Linked DNA regions of Mus musculus: region 1 is linked to region 2. Evidence: chromatin loops called from intact Hi-C (ENCODE). Cell type or tissue: left cerebral cortex. All regions are shown on one strand.

Region 1 (8,000 bases), 200 kb after region 2:
CAGGGTGACTTTCTTTGAATTAACACTCTTTGAACACAGGAAGCGGGTAGGTGGAGGAATGTCACTATCTGTTTTATGATTAGCATACCTTGGAGCACTGAGTTTACTATTCTTTCAGTAGCCAAGAGAATTCTTCTATGTAGCAAGGGATGAGACCCAGAAAGCTATTTATACTTGCTTTCTCTGCATACGGTGGTTATAGCAAGGGCAGGACCTTTCCCTTCCCCTTTCTATAGATTGTTGTTTATTACATCAGTAACTGTACACAGAGGTATCATCCTTTAACATGTTCCTAGAAGGAACATCTCAGGAGTCATGCCAATTACACTTTAAACATCTTTCTGCATTAAGGATCAGGATATGAGGCAACTGTTCAGGTCCTTTTCATTTTTCTTTGCTTTGCTAGCTTTGGTGATACGTTCCTACATCCAGAGATGAGTGTGGGTGAAGTGTGAGGAGAGCGGGAGAGCAGCAGAATCACTTAGTCCCAGAAAAAGCATCCGCAGAGTTAAGACAGAGATCTGAAATATATTCATTGAAGTTTATTGCCAATTAAAGGAACTCTGAAGCTTACTTTCAGGGACATTGAAATCTGAATTCATCTAATGATTCCAGAATTGATTTCTCAATCTCAATGAGTGTCTTTATCACTCCATCCTCATCTCTGCTTTGTTTCCAAGGTTCACACTTTGTAGACTGTCCTGTTAGACTTCTCCCCTCTTCCTTCCTTCCTTCCTTCCTTCCTTCCTTCCTTCCTTCCTTCCTTCCTTCCTTCCTTCCTTCCTTCCTTCCTCCCTCCCTCCCTCCCTCCCTCCCTCCCTTCCCTCCCTCCCCCTCTCTTCTTTCTTTCTTTCTTTCTTTCTTTCTTTCTTTCTTTCTTTCTTTCTTTCTTTCTTTTTCTCTCTTTCTCCTTTCTGCTTTTCTCTCTACCTTTCTTTTTGTCTGTCTTTTTCTCCTTTCTTTTTGTGATGTCTAAACACATACACACACACACACATACACACACACACATAGTATGTATGGATATATATGTATATATAATACTATACATCATATTCTTACCCATAGTCAGTTGCTTAAAGAAGACAAACAAAATGACAATACCATATGACATGTAGGCGTGAATATATATACATACATATACATACATATATATTTAGTATACTGCTAAATGAAGGCCATAGGTAATGAATGGCTTCTGAGAGAGGGAGATTCAGCTTTCTTCAGGGACAAGCCCTCCCAATCCTTACAAGTTATTTAATCTCAAGTTGTCAGCCCTAAACAAAAAGACATATGATTCACACTAAGTGGAGTTCACACTAAATGGACTTGGCAGACTGCATTTATGTATAAATGTGTACATGTGTATGTGGACAGCCTTTTTGGGGTGCTGCTTGGCAGGAATCAGACATTGGCCAAGGACAAGGAAATGGACTTCGGGAAGAAATCTGACATTGACCATGACAGGGATGTAAGTTCAGGCAGGAATCTAGCATTAGGGCATGAGAAGGAAGTAAGTTTCGGCAAGAATCTAACTTTAGACTATATAATAGGGAAGTAGGGTGGCAGGAGTTTTAATCTTAGGGTGCAACAAAAGAAGTAGGCTTCAAGCAAGATTTTAGGCTTGGTTTGGGAGGTGGACTTAAGTATTTTGATCATTATGACAAGCCCTTTTTCACAACTGTCATGGCAGTAATCCTGGACTTTTCTCACTGCCTTGTTAGTTCCTTATTGTACTGCTCGCCCTTAGTACTTGCATGTAATTAAAATGGTATAAAAAGCAGATTGGGAAAATTAAATTTGCCTTCAGTCTGAGAATTAACTGGAGTCATGGTACAATGTTGTCTGTCTTTTTTCTTTTAAATCCTCACTCCTGTGCTGAAGAACCTCTTGACTGACTGAGTGGGCTTGGTCATGTGTAATAATAATAATAATAATAATAATAATAATAATAATAATAATAATAATAAAAGAAGAGGCTCTGAATTTGAGAGAGAGAGAGAGTGGGAAGGAACATAGAAGTGTTTGGGGGTGAGAGGGAGGAGTATAAATGATGTACAAAGTTCCAAAACAACTGATTAATAAAATATAAAATGAAATCACTAATATTTTATTTGATTTGTTTTTTCTTGAGAATTTCATACATGAATAGTATGTATTTCGATAAGATCCACCCTCTACTCCCACTTTCCCAACTCCTCCTATAAACTGCACATCACTTTCCCTTAGCTCCCCTAGTGATGATACTAGTGATACTAGTGATACAAGTATGTACATGGGTCTTAGATCACCTATTGGAGCACAGCTATTCTCTCAAGGTTGCAACCCTGGAGAAAACCAACTCTCCCTCTCCAAGCAGCAATAAGTTGAAAATAGATCCCCAGTTAAGGTCTTTTTCTTTTGAGAAAGCATCCTCCCCAGAGAATTATTTATTTTGACTCTGAAATTTAAATACCAAATCATTGAATTAATTCCTTCCTTCCTTATATCTACTTCTTCAAATCCACTATTCATGCCTGCAACTTCACTTTTTTGTCTGCATTCTATTTTCTTACCTTAAATACCTTTCCCTCCATACTCTTCTCTCTCACAGAATCCAGCCTGTGACTTGTTTTCTATAGTAAGCGAGGATGTCATTTTAGGTTTGCTATGCTTTTTCTGAAAATATTTATTTTGAGGTGACAAGAAAAAAATAAAGCAATTCATGGTAACAATAATTGTATAACTCCTGTTCATCATTGATTCAAAAATGATACTACATTAAATAGGCCAACCAAATACTTGTGTTTTTAGGTAGTCATACAACCAACCTGGAAATGTATACCCTCATGGAAGTCTGCCCTTGTATTTGCTTGTATTTGCATTCCTTCTAAATTGGTAAACAATGAAGATTTTCTACAAAAGGTGAGTGAAAAGGAAATTATACAGGCTACACAGCAATGTAAGTCATTTATTGTCAAGACATACAAAAAGAGAGATAAATTTTAAGTGAGTTCCAGTAATTATGAGACATCATCCTTAGATGGGTAGCTACTGTGTGGTTCCATTTATGGAAAATTCTGAAAAAGAAGAAAAAACAAAACCAGTGGAAAGAGAGGGCAGACAATATTTACCAGGATAGAAGTGGTAGCAAGATCAAAAGGAAAAGCACAGATTATTATTTTTCAATATCCTCTTATTGATTATTTGAGAACTTCACACAATGCACACCATTATACTCACTTCCCATTTCTCCTAGGTTCATCCTCCCAGCCTTGTGCCTTCTCCTCCCCTCCAAAATTAAGAAAAAACAAAATACAACCATAATCCGTATTGCTTATATAGTCACTGAACTCCCAGGGGCCAGCCCTTTAAGATAACTGAGTTCTTTTCCATTTCTCTGCCAGAAACCACCAACTGTGAAAGGCATCGTTATCACATTTTTAAAAGGCCTCTCTTCAATGGCTTTCTGTCTAGACCATTTCCTTTGTGGCAGAAGTTTTCAGTGTCTCTCATTTTCAACTATGAGTCTGGAGTCATCAATACCATTGCGACAGAAGCTCCCTTGCTCATAACAGAGAGTGGCAGTATAGATCATGGATCTATTCCACATGGTTTCCTGAGGCTACACAGACCACATAGGTCATTATGGTCTCCGGCTGTACTATGGAAGATGGATATCACCATGGTCCCGAGTGGCAGTATGGACCTCAGCTATCAACAAGGCCCTTGGCCACAGCATGGATCAGAGACATCAACATGGCTTATGGCTGGCAGCAGAGACCACAGACATCTATGTGGTCCCTTGTGACAGCCCTGATCATAGACACCAACATAGTCTCAGGTGGCAACAGGGATTTGTGGGCTTTAACATGGCCCCAGCACAGATTATTTTTAAGACCACACAACTCTTGTGCAGAAAGTAGTCTTGAAGAGTTCATTTCTTTTCGCTGTCAAATCTCAGAGAACTTTACAGTACAAGGAGTTACTGTAGTGAAAAATTGCTTCATCTAAAATCATCTGTCAGAGCTTAACACGAGGATGGGCAGAAGACTGCAAAAGGGTGTAATTCACAGCGAGGAGATGACGTCTCGGAATAGCATTTAGGTATTTCTACTCTTCTAAAGAGGAACAGAATCATTGCTCACAATTTTACTATTAGAACAGGAAGGAGAGAAGTGATTGTTTAAAGAAAGAAGTGCACGATCATGACGTGGAAATAACACTCAGAAGTAGAAATAACACTCATATAGAGTCTAAAGATGCTTGCCTAGAAAGTTCTCTATCAATTCTTTCATATCATGCTCCTTCCACTGGAGTCTCTGCTATACAATATGGCCCATTTGCTGTACAGATATTTTCCTTTTGTTCATTGTGCTAATGTTCTCCATATGCATGATCAAACTTCACACATCCCCACTTATTTTTGCCTCCACTGGCATGATCTCCATTTGCATGCCATATGTAACTATGCTTACATCATGTCTAAGTCCAATTTAAAGCTTGAAATATATCCTTCCCTGCAGTTTGTAATTTTATACCTTTGGAACTTTATAAAAATTTTCTCCATCAAAAGATGACTAATGCCGGGCAGTGGTGGCACATGCCTTTAATCCCAGCACTTGGGAGGCAGAGGCAGATGGATTTCTGAGTTTGAGGCCAGCCTGGTCTACAGAGTGAGTTCCAGGACAGCCAGGAATACACAGAGAAACCCCGTCTTGAAAAACCATCCCCACAAAAGATGACTAATATTCTCTAATCAATATCTAATAAAATTCAAGGAATTGTTGTCTTCTAACTTTTTTCATATTTAGCCAAATTCTCATTTCATATTATGCAAAACGTGTCTCACAAAGCTCTCTTTTCTGTTCAGTGGGCAACATTCTATTAGACAGGTCATGTCTTCATGTATAACTGGATCACATCAGGAGATTCTCCTTTCAGCTTTTCAGTAAACTTTTGGCGAGCAATGTCCATTGACTTCTGGCTTCTCTCAGTCTCTCTTGAATTATTCTGTTTGGCCCCAAACTAACTCTGGCAATCTGTTCTAATTTTCTGGCTCCTTCTCATTCTCTGGCTCATTCTGTCTTTACCCATATCTAACTTGTTCTCTCTTCAACCTGTCTCTCCTGTCTCTGTAAAACAGGTACTATGCCAAGGAGCCATTTCTTGCCATCAGAATGAAGCTTTGTCACAGGGAGCCTGATGTAATCTGTAAATCATGAAAATACTTGGAGCGATTACCTCAAAACTAAAATTGCTTTAATTTTTTTCTGTTGATTATGAATACATAAATGATTCAATAAAAATATTCATTGCATATTAAGTCATCAACTAGGGCAAATGTGCATTTTTGATAGGGTCTTCTTGTCCTCTGATTTATAAGAATCAGATCAAGTTCCATTCCTGTCAGAATTCTTTCACTAGATGTTCTCACTCTGACCTCAGCTTCTCTAATCTGATATCTGAAGCTTCTCTTCTCTAATATCGATGGCCTTTGTTATTTCAGATCTTAGTTATATATTCATGTGCAACTTAGAATAGTTTTCCTTTTCTCCTTTGCTGATAAGCATGTACTTGGTACTAAGGCGAGCACCCTGTCCTCCCTGAAATCATCTTTCAATGCCCCATGGATTGGATGTGAAGAGCATGGATGCACCCTTGTCCCTGGCCGCAGTACCATTTGTATAGAGGAAAGGGGTGCTTGCCCCTCAGTTTGGTATATATTGTTTCTGACTTCCTATTGCTATCTTCATCATGAACAATTCTGCTTACTGAGACTTAGTTCTGGAAAAGGTCTAGAGAATTAAAGAAATTCAATGTATATTTGGTAAAATGATAAATGGGAGAATATAAAAATGAATCAATATAAGAGTTAATTATTGTGTTGTTGTCTATATCAAATAATGAGCAACTGCTTATAAATCAATCCATTATTTGTATCAATAAATTAAATAAGGACAGAGCAGAACCAACCAATCATACCGATCAGCTTAGGAAGAGCACATTTATTAATAACATATTAATAATAATTAATAACATATTAATTATTAATTAATAATAACATATTAATTAGTCTCATGTTCACATTCTTTCCTTTGAATATATAAAACATCAAATGTGTGTATTAGATGAAGGTCTTCTATTTTTATAAGAAGAGATTATCTATTCTCTTTATCTATTTTTACAATTTTTAGAAACTTCAATAATATGAGGAAATAGAAATAAAAATTATGAACTCCTAGGATTACCAATAAATAGAAGTAGTATTTTAAACCCCTGCACTCTGTTTTCTTTCCTTATCTCTCATGTGGGTCTCTCACTATTTTGCGTGCTCATATTGAAGTGGCTGCATCGTACTCAACATGGAGATGGTCAGTGTCAGTCTATTGAAGGGCATCTGCCATTGGCCATTCATAGTTCAGTACAGCAGAATAAGATGGATTCAGCTTGCTGAAATGAAGGGCATCCAGCACAGGCCCTACGGTAGTTTCAGTGCTGAGACAGGGTTTCTTGGGTCAGTTCTTTTGCAAGAACTTAGGCAAGCCAGTTCTCATAGGTGGGAAAAAGTTGGAACCATTTCTGAATTGGAGACTGTCAAACAGATGGGTCCGTTTAGCTGTTGGCTCTCTTGCAAATACTTGAAGGAGGTGAGAGTCAGATCAATGCTTCTGTGGAGGTGAGTGTACATAGGCAGGCTAGGACAGGAAGGGGATGTTCAGTTCTGTGGATCCCTTGTGTCCTTACCTGGGTCTTGACCCGGTCATGGAAACACATCGTCTAGTTGTGGTAGCATTCACAGCCTCACTCTCTGCATACTGCCAGGATCAAATTTCATTTTCACTTTTGAATGATTTATTTTATTAGACATTTAGCTACTGTTTGGACTTTCCTAGTCTTTATATATACTATATTAAGCATTATTTAAGGATACTACATTTTTTGAAAAGAAAGAACCTATATATAATTTTAGCATCGAACAAGTAATCATTCGGATATATGTTTGCCATATTTTCCTGGCAAGTACCAATCTGACCTAATGAGTATCACATATTTAAAATTAATTAATAAGTGGTAGTGGAATGTTAATTTTAATTGAATTTGAGTTTTGGTACTTGTTTGGTACCTTTTCCTGTGTCTGTCTGGTTAACCTTTGCCTTTTTAAAGTTTCTGTTCACATTCTTTGTCAGTTGCCTAACAGAAGTCGTATGTTTCTCGTTACATCCATGCTAGGTTTTCAAGTAATACGGTCATAGTCTAGTCTAAAATATTATTTAGTTTCTCACTCATTTGTGAAAATGCAAACTATAGACTTGTTTTAGAAACTGAGAGGGTTGCCAGTCAGGCCCGGGAAGCGGAGGGAAGAGGCTGGGAATAGGGAACAGAATATAGCTAGACAGGGAAATGGTTCTGGTGTCTTACAGAGAAGGTCATTAGTTTCTTAGATACTTCAAAATAGACACAAGAAATCCGTTCAGACATTGCCGTTACACAGGTACTGTGTTTGGGGAGATGGATTGGATCATAAAATTGTACATATGTATCACATTACCATACTTGGCTAATGATGTGCAAACATGTGTCAATTAAAAGTGAAAAATAACCATTAGTACATTAAAATTTTATATGGTTCATCAGGTCAAGTCTTTCCCTTTGTGTGCGTGTTCCCTCATCTTCATACGTCTTCACTATTGTCAAGTCCAATTCCGCTGTTAAGCTTAATGACTTTGTTGAAATTATTTTGGCACATGATAAAAGATACAATTCTAAAATACTAACATAAGATTCTTTTCTACTCAGGTTTTAAGAATAATCGTATTTACTTTCTAGAATAAGTAGTATCTTTGATTAGAGTTCAATATATTGCTATTAACGGTGAATGCTGGTTTAAGAAATATTATTAGATAAAATATTGATTTTTTTCCTTCGAGGGTAAGTTCTTCCTCTTTGTAGGAAGCACACAATGGGTTTTTGAAAAGACAAGTCGACACGTTTGGGTTGCAAGACTCTACAAAGTTAGT
Region 2 (8,000 bases):
TTGAGATGAGTTGTCCTCTTCCACTTGGCAGTAACCTGTTGGGGGTTGGTCTGGTGCTGTGAGTACACATGCTAAATTCTGAACCCCAAGATCTGGCCTTCCCCATTTGAGTGAATTCTCATGTACATTGGTCTTCCTCGTGTGTTATTAACGCGTTCTCACGCCCGGCCAGGAAGAACACAGCAAACCAGAATCTTCTGCGGCAAAACTTTATTGCTTACATCTTCAGGAGCAAGAGTGTAAGAAGCAAGAGAGGGAAATGGCGAAACCCCATCCCTTTTTAAGGAGAATTATCCTCCACCTAGGACGTATTACTCCCTGATTGGCTGCAGCCCATCGGCCCAGTTGTCATCACGGGAAAGGCAGAACACATGGTGGGAAAACTGCCCCTGCATGTGTGCAGACTATGTTTACCACTTAGAACACAGCTGTCAGTGCCATCTTATAATGGCAAATGTGAGGGCGGCTCCTCACACTCGTGTAAACCTCGACCCCGAATTTAAAGGTATTGGTTAATTATAAGTGGCTACAGAATTACTTAGGATAGAGGTAGGCAGGGATTTAGCTATACACACACACACACACACACACACACACACACACACACACACACACGGGCAGGGAGGATAAAGAAGATGGGAGAATAGGTCTTCCTTAGACAGGATGGACCAGGAGCATGTGACCAAGAGAGGTGTGCCCTGAGGACACAGCCCAGGTGAGACTCAGACTGCAAGTAATTGGGGAACACAGCTGGGAAACAGCCAGGGTAGTGTGGAAAATAGATAATCGCCTAGTAATTGTGCCAAAGCTGATTAAGTAAATCAATAGGACTCAGTCTCAATTATTGGGGGAACTGGTCATAATAAGAACTAATAGAATTATTTAATATCCCACATCAACAGTAACCTCTTCGCACCTTTGATTCTCCTGCTAGTCTGTCTGCTTCCTCTTCAGCGATCTCTTAGTTGTACAGCTGCAAACCCTTCCTCAAGCTTTGTTTTTTTCAGAGGTGCTTGTGTAGTTAGAGAGACCGACCCTTTGGGGCTGAAGTCGTCAGAAACCCTTACTTTCTCCTCAGGGAAACTTCTGTCGATCACACAACTCAAGAGTTATATGCCAGACAAATTCTTTAGTCGTAACTTTTTACTCCCGTGATTCCTCAAAAATGAAAAATTAGTCAGTCATAACTTTTTCGTGGTTTCCTTTGAACTGGGGGGGTGGGTGGGTGTCTCTACCCTGCTTCTTTCTGTAGGGCGGCTATTAGAGTTTGAGAGACTAAAGCAAAATATTTCAAATGAGTCGTCCCTTGGGCATTTAAAGAATCCCACTCAGAATACTTTGTAAAATGTTTGAAGACATTGGATGCTTTTTACTAAGCACTTAGAATGAAGGCTCTAGGAAAGGCAGTGAGTTATTTGTTCCCCATGGGGCCAGAGGCTTTATAGGATTCCCATCTACGTTGTCACATCGGATCCTGCTTAATCTCCTCAGGGTCTTCATCCTCAGCTTTGCCCTTACTGGGCAAATTTGGGGTCTTTAGCTGTGAGGAAGCATCGGCCAGGCTGCCATTATGTGGGCCTATTGTAGTTCCTGCCGTGAAGTCCTGCAAGGCCCTTGGTGTCACACTGATTAGTCTTTACCATGGCGTCATCCCTCCTGCTTCTAAAGCCATTTTCAAAGGTTTTCCCCATGTCTCTGAAGATGATCACAAATCCACAGTGCAGTCAGGCAACGTAAGCCACCATTTATGTTATGCTCATGACAAATTTAGCTTTGGAGCTCTACTGTATAAATACAGAACAGCATGTCTTTCTTTTTTTAAAAAAAATCTTTCTCCTTTTCATTGAAAATAATTTTCCTTCTGATCACAGTTTCCCCTCCCCTTCCTCCTTCCAGATCCTTTCCAGGTCACACTTATCCAATACCAAGCCCCTGCCCTCTCCTCTATTTTACACAGGGTTTCTTTAAGTAGGCTTGGCTTCTCTGGAATGCCCTTTGTAGACCAGGCAGGCCTGGAACTTAGGGATATACTTATCTCTGCCTCCTGGGGTTAGAGGCTTGTGCCTCCACTGCCCAGCTTCATTTGTATGTTTCAAAGGGTTGTAACTTTGGCATGCTTTCTTCTAATAAAGACTACTGGGTGGTCATGAAGGTGAAGGGAGGGTCTCTGAAGAGTTGAGAAGGAAGAATCACATGATCAAAATATACTTACATTGTAAAATATGCTTAGAGAAATATATATAGATAAATGTCCTAGCCCTTAAAGAAGTACTATTTGCTATAGATTTGAAGGATAATAAGACATACAGATATGCTGATATATTTTTTATCAAAGTAGGAGTAAATGAGTCAATAAATTGTGTCATTTTCAGCGAGTTACAACTTCCTTTCCCAAGTAGAGATGCTCTCTACCTTTCTCTCTCCAGTGCTGGGCTAAAGGCATGCACCATCACTGCCAGGCTCTTATTCTGTCTCCTTAGAAAACAGACAGACAAACAACAAATCAGAATTTAAAAAAAAAAATCACAAAGAACTAGCACAACACACACACATACACACACACACACACACACACACACACACACACACACACACCAATTGGAAAGCATTTCTATTCCCCTGAATCAGCTGGGGTGGAGAGAGGGACTGTAGGTGAGGAGCGCTGGGATGGGTTCCTGGGAGGGATAAATGAACATGATGTGCCTCAGTTTAAATGGGAGAGCACAGCTGTGGCTCAGCAATGGGCTACAAGAATGGGCCAGAGAGGCCAACTCTTTTGGGGTGCTGTTGAAGCTAACCCTAAGGTCGTATTAGAATTGGTATAAAGCCTCCAGAAGGGAAGGGGAACTTCCATGCTTCCACTGAGACATCTTGTAGCTTTCAAGGAGAGTGACAGGTTCTCAGAGCAGGACAGGCTACAAGGCCACATGCATAGTCTCTCCTCATCCATTTTCCCTTGCGGCAAGGCTTTCCACACCATTGATGCCTTCATCTTGTTAAGGTTGGCTCACATTAACACAAGCCTTTGCCTTGTTCCTTTTCATTGAGCCAGGTGATCCTTCTTGAACACTTAGAAGTAGGGACACTTTGCCGGCCTGGGCTCCTCATGCACAATTGCCCCCACATCTCACTGGTGGCTCTTTTCCAAGTTGCTAGGTTGGTACTTTTCAAATACGCTGAATGGTTGTTTGGAACTTGTCTCTGCTGACTGCACTGGGCTCAGTTTCAAATCTCCACTAATCCACTAATGAGCCTTTATTAAAGTGGGAGAGAGCAGTTGAATCAGTCTTTGGACACATTACCCAAATGAAGTAGATGCAGCGGAAAGATCAAAAGAGCACAATAACGCAGGGATGCTGAGTCCCTCTGCCACCTTGTGCAGTCCCCATAAAGCTGATTTTTAAAGAGAGAAGTGTCAGAATTCCTAGGTTAATTTTCAATAGTTTTTAACTTTGTGGTACTTTCAAATTTTGATTTTGTTTTTCTAAGAAGTCCATTTATTGCCAAACACCTCACTTCCCCCAACGTCCACGGAGATTGAAATGACCGAATGGGCAACACGACACCAATCTGGAAGAATCTTAAAGGGGTATACATGGATCAAACAATAATTATGAATTCGTTAGACGGTCATTACGGCCATCATCCCCCCCGCCTCCTGGACCACCCACTCACAAGACTCCTTTGTTTTAGAACAAGGAGCGTCTACAAAAACTTTGTACTGATCTGTGATAGAACCATCGTGCACCATTTTCAAGTGTCCACTAGTCCTGAAAGGAAAAAACGAAGAAGAGATGACACCCAGATACACAAGCCACTTCAAGCACAGCGCCCCCACCCCAGGGCCTTCTGGTCCTCTGAGGCTGCTTTCAGGGGGTCTCTGATCCCTGCTCCTTTACCAGCCTTGAGCAATGAGAACTCAGAACACAGACTGCTTGTGTATGCATGAATCCCCAACTCCTAAACAACTTGACTTTGTCCCAATCATTAATTATAAGAGACGTCAACGATTTTAGTCTCTAAGTTAAAAGAAAAAGGCCGAGTTAAGTAAAATGTTCGGACTGGCGCTTGGACTTGTCAGTTTCTGTTTTCTTCATTACCTTTTTAAACTGGGGGTTGGGAGACGGCGCGGGCATCTTTAAATAGACCTGTTCTCAAAATTAGCCATGGATGATTTGGATTTACCTTCATTTTTTTCTCCCTTCCCTTCCCTTCCTTCCATATATACATGAGATATGCATAAGTAACATAAATAGCAAACGTGAATCACAGGTCTAAAATTAACATTCATCTATAGCTTTCCCATATGTTATTTCTTTCTGCCCACAGGCAAATTCACTAATTAAACCAACGATTTCTCCAAGCATACCTTAAACGATGCAGCCTTTGATCATCCTCAAGAGCGCTTCTGTGATGCATCGTCCTCAAATAAGATAGAGATGATAACAAGAGACTGATGGTCCTTGGGTATCACTTTGAGGTCAGTTTGAAGTAGGAAGTGGGTAGTTGTCCATTTTGTTAATTTGTCCTACTGTGCACCAGACATTACTATGGATGATGTGATTTGGCAGTGGGCAAAAGAAGGGAAAAATTCATAAGCTTACATCTTAGAGAAGGAGAAAGAAAAAAAAAGAAATTAAATTACTCAGACTATATGAGGGCAGTCAATATTACACACAGGGGTAGAGTGGCATGGGATGCCGGTTGTGAAGGGTCCCAGCTTATGAGTTCAAATAAGGTGCTCAGACAAGCTGCACTGAGAAAGGGGTATCTGAGCAGAGGGTTAAGGAAGGAGAAGGGACAGGCCAGGAAACCAGGTGGCAGAGGGATGGAAAATACTACAGCCTCCAGTCAGCAAGCAGCCCCGTGTGGTTCGAACAAGTGAAGAGGGTGTCTTGAAAGGGGAGGGTCCTGAGAAAGGGAGGCTGGGAACTGGAGCTGAGGGCACACAGATGGTAGGCATGCTGGCTGCTCTAAGGTCTTAGGCTCTGTGTGTGGGTTCAAAGCCTTTTGGATGAATTTTAGGGGGAGAACATAAGTATGCCTTCTGATCTATTTGCCTTTTTAAACAGAACATTCTGATAGGTCTTTCAAAAAAAGTGACAAAGCAAACAACGAACTTTGGGGGATGCAGGTGGATGCTAGGAATCATAGTGATAAAACTGTGTCCTGACTATATCTGTTGAGCAGGGACTTACGGTCTCAAGTCCTGTTTCTTGGCTGGGGAGTTCCCACGGATTGATGGATGGTCTTGCTGTAGTTAATGCTTATTTAAAAGGGAACAGTTAGCGCTCATGTCTGAGCCCAGTTCTCATTTCCTGACCTGCCAGGATCCCGGATTTATTTTTCTATTTCTCCAGTGTCAGAGGGTCTTCAGTCTCTGCTCTCATTGGCTCCTCAGTCCCAGCTCTGTGTGCCCTCCTCACGGTATTTTAGCGCAAGCCAAAGAGGAGTGAGGATAATGGCTGTGCTGAGCTCTGAGTGTTGTCTGAGGTTCTAGCGTGCAACTTGCAACCTGTAACCTGTGTTGCCGAATAAAGCAGCTAAAACTGGGTGTTAGAGCTATTCTGAGGTTTTAAAAAGTAGTTTAAAATGGTTTAGCTACCATAGGATTATTTAACACTCATGTTGTGTAGGATGCATGGCCCCATCAGTGGTTTGGGGACAGAGGTATGGTATGCACACATGAACCTGTCCTGTCTTCTTTTCACTTCGCGTTCACTACTTGATTTGAAGTCTGCAAAATGCAGGCTGCATAAAAATAAGCTTTTATGGGCCTTAGGATGATTTGCCACCAAGCTTGCCTGTCCTCTAAAATATGTTTTCACTTTCAAAAAACCCACAAACTATTTACCAAAGAGGCACGGAAATTGAGGTCACTGGGTTCATTTATTTCATAATTTTTAACTTCCTTTCAGAGTCTTGACATCTCCCAGCAAGCTAGAGCAACAAGATTCTGGAAACAGGTTTGACAATGGGCAGGAAGAGACGAGAGGGGGCGTGGGGGCGAAAGTGGCTAGCTTCTGTGTCGCTTTGCTTGTTTTTTGATGTTAAAGACCAGGAGTCAAAGCTGAAGCCGAGGACAGAAGATACAAAGAAAGCCCCCCTTCCTGCCGAAGTTTTTATGAACAGTTAAATAGTAGCTGTGGAGGAAACTCTACTTTGTGGGATGCTGTTATTTAAGATATGAGGAAAGAACTGAACTAGAACCATAGACTGGGCACTTGTGAAAGGGAAATTCCTTAGTAGTGTGGAAAATAATTCTCTGAAATATTAACTGGAGTCCATGTCTTCCAAGACATTTTAAGGGTGACTTGGAATAATTCCCTTTGAGATAAGTCAAGGGTAAATAGGAGATACCTTCAAAACAATTAGAAAAGAGAGAAAATGATCAAAAGCACAGGGGACGGAGTCATAGTTTAGATTAAAATCAAAGGACGGAGAAGCAGGAAAAGGCATCCAGTTTGGAAAATTAATGGCTCAGCTGTTTAAAGTGAAGCTGGGCAGAATACATCATTGCTTGAAAAGTTAGGGATGTTGGAGCTATAAACAGATAATTCTGTTGTATAGGTTTACGTACGTCAAAAAAGCACCTTCACCTGGCTGAGACTCCTCATCCTCCTCCAAAAATTCTTTTTTTCTTTCTTTAAGGAGGTAGGGAATTAGCTGTGCTTGTTATTAATGGAGGCTTATCTTGGAAGATCCTATGTCACACAGGAAATGGTTATAGAATCAACAGAAACTCTTGGGGGTGGGGGTGGGGACCTTAGAATTAGGTGTTGAGCACTGCAGCCCAGAGATGCCAGATGTTTTCACAACATCAACAAGGTCTGATTAAATAAAAAATTGGGCTCAGAGACAGGGGAGATTGGGTGACAACTGAGGAGTGGAGTTTGGGGAGAAGAATCGCACTTGTATGCATTTAGTATTTCTGTTATAGACTAGTATTCTAGAAGTGTTGGCTCCAAGCAAATTATGAGTTTCTTTAATCCCTTTGTTTATAATTTTACTTGTCCTGTTTTCTCAAGTAATTGGCAGAAACAAAAACAAAAAACAAACCCAGGGGAAAATGGATGTGCAGGCTGGACTGCTGGATGGGTAGGGACATGCTGAAAGCTATGTCTCTTTTCATAGGTAGGTTTGGTGTCAGAGCGGTGGCTCAGTTGGTGAGAAGGGACTTAGAAGGGAAGGGAGGAGGGGCTGCAAGCTGATGCCCAGAGAGAAAGCTCAGCAGGAAACCAGGGCTGATCCATTGGAATTTACAGCCCTCTGTGGTCAGTCTAGATGTCGGCAGCCTTCTATCTTTGGAAAGAAGGGAAATGAGTTGAATTGTCAGAAAATATAGGACTTCCTAAAGCATGTTACAATGAGATATTCTGAAGGCCCGGGTTAATAAATAGGCCATATTTCACATCCATTTATGATCTATGCAAACTTTGTTCCATATCTGTAATGAGTTGAGAAAAAACGCCTGGTAGGGGCAAGGGCTCAATATCTTTCCTTTTGTCTCTTTGTCTCTTTTGGCCCTTTGTCTCTTTTGGCTCTTTGTCTCTAGTTCCACTCATATCCTGTGCCTGACTCTCCACTGTTAGGACACTATGAACAACTTTAGTCAGGCTTCCTGAAGCAAATGCCTCTATGAAGCAAAGATGAATATTCCAAACTCACTTTTCTCAATGACTCTCTCAACATTTTAATTGAGATTAAAATATTCATTTAGTCAGCTACACAGATTCTTTTTAAAGTTGGTGTTATTTATCTCCATTATAGACCAATTAGAAGCAAGAAGTGCATGCTCATTTTTAAGGTTACTATAATCTCCAAACAATAGGTAATTTATCTACCTTTTACCGGCTCATTGTTTGGAATTAAATTTCCCTTTATAATGAGCAGTGTCAAGAGATAACTCAGTGTGCATTTAAAACAAAGACTATGTACACTGACCACCAGTCCATTGAAATCAAGCCCTTTGTCTTCCACAGTAGGATGACGACATGCCA

The links. Hi-C counts contacts between places; a loop is a spot of excess contacts. Peaks named below come from ENCODE experiments on the same cell type or tissue, not always from the same donor. Only the 100,000 strongest peaks of a DNase experiment are listed, where the experiment ranks them.
Region 1: a loop joins it to region 2, with 2.1 times the contacts of the local background. A loop is called at or near these places in 2 of 42 quality-filtered maps.

The regions. Positions count from the first base shown.
Region 1 is chr15:25,028,866-25,036,865 of GRCm38, reverse strand. No RefSeq gene overlaps it. Among named protein-coding and RNA genes, the nearest start is that of Gm2824, 9.9 kb to the right of the region's middle. In left cerebral cortex, no CTCF peak of the experiment used is centred here; DNase peaks (open chromatin) are centred at 446, 1,438, 4,058 and 4,409; H3K27ac peaks cover 1,464 bases.
Region 2 is chr15:25,225,623-25,233,622 of GRCm38, reverse strand. No RefSeq gene overlaps it. Among named protein-coding and RNA genes, the nearest start is that of Gm35996, 50 kb to the right of the region's middle. In left cerebral cortex, no CTCF peak of the experiment used is centred here; DNase peaks (open chromatin) are centred at 3,192 and 4,241.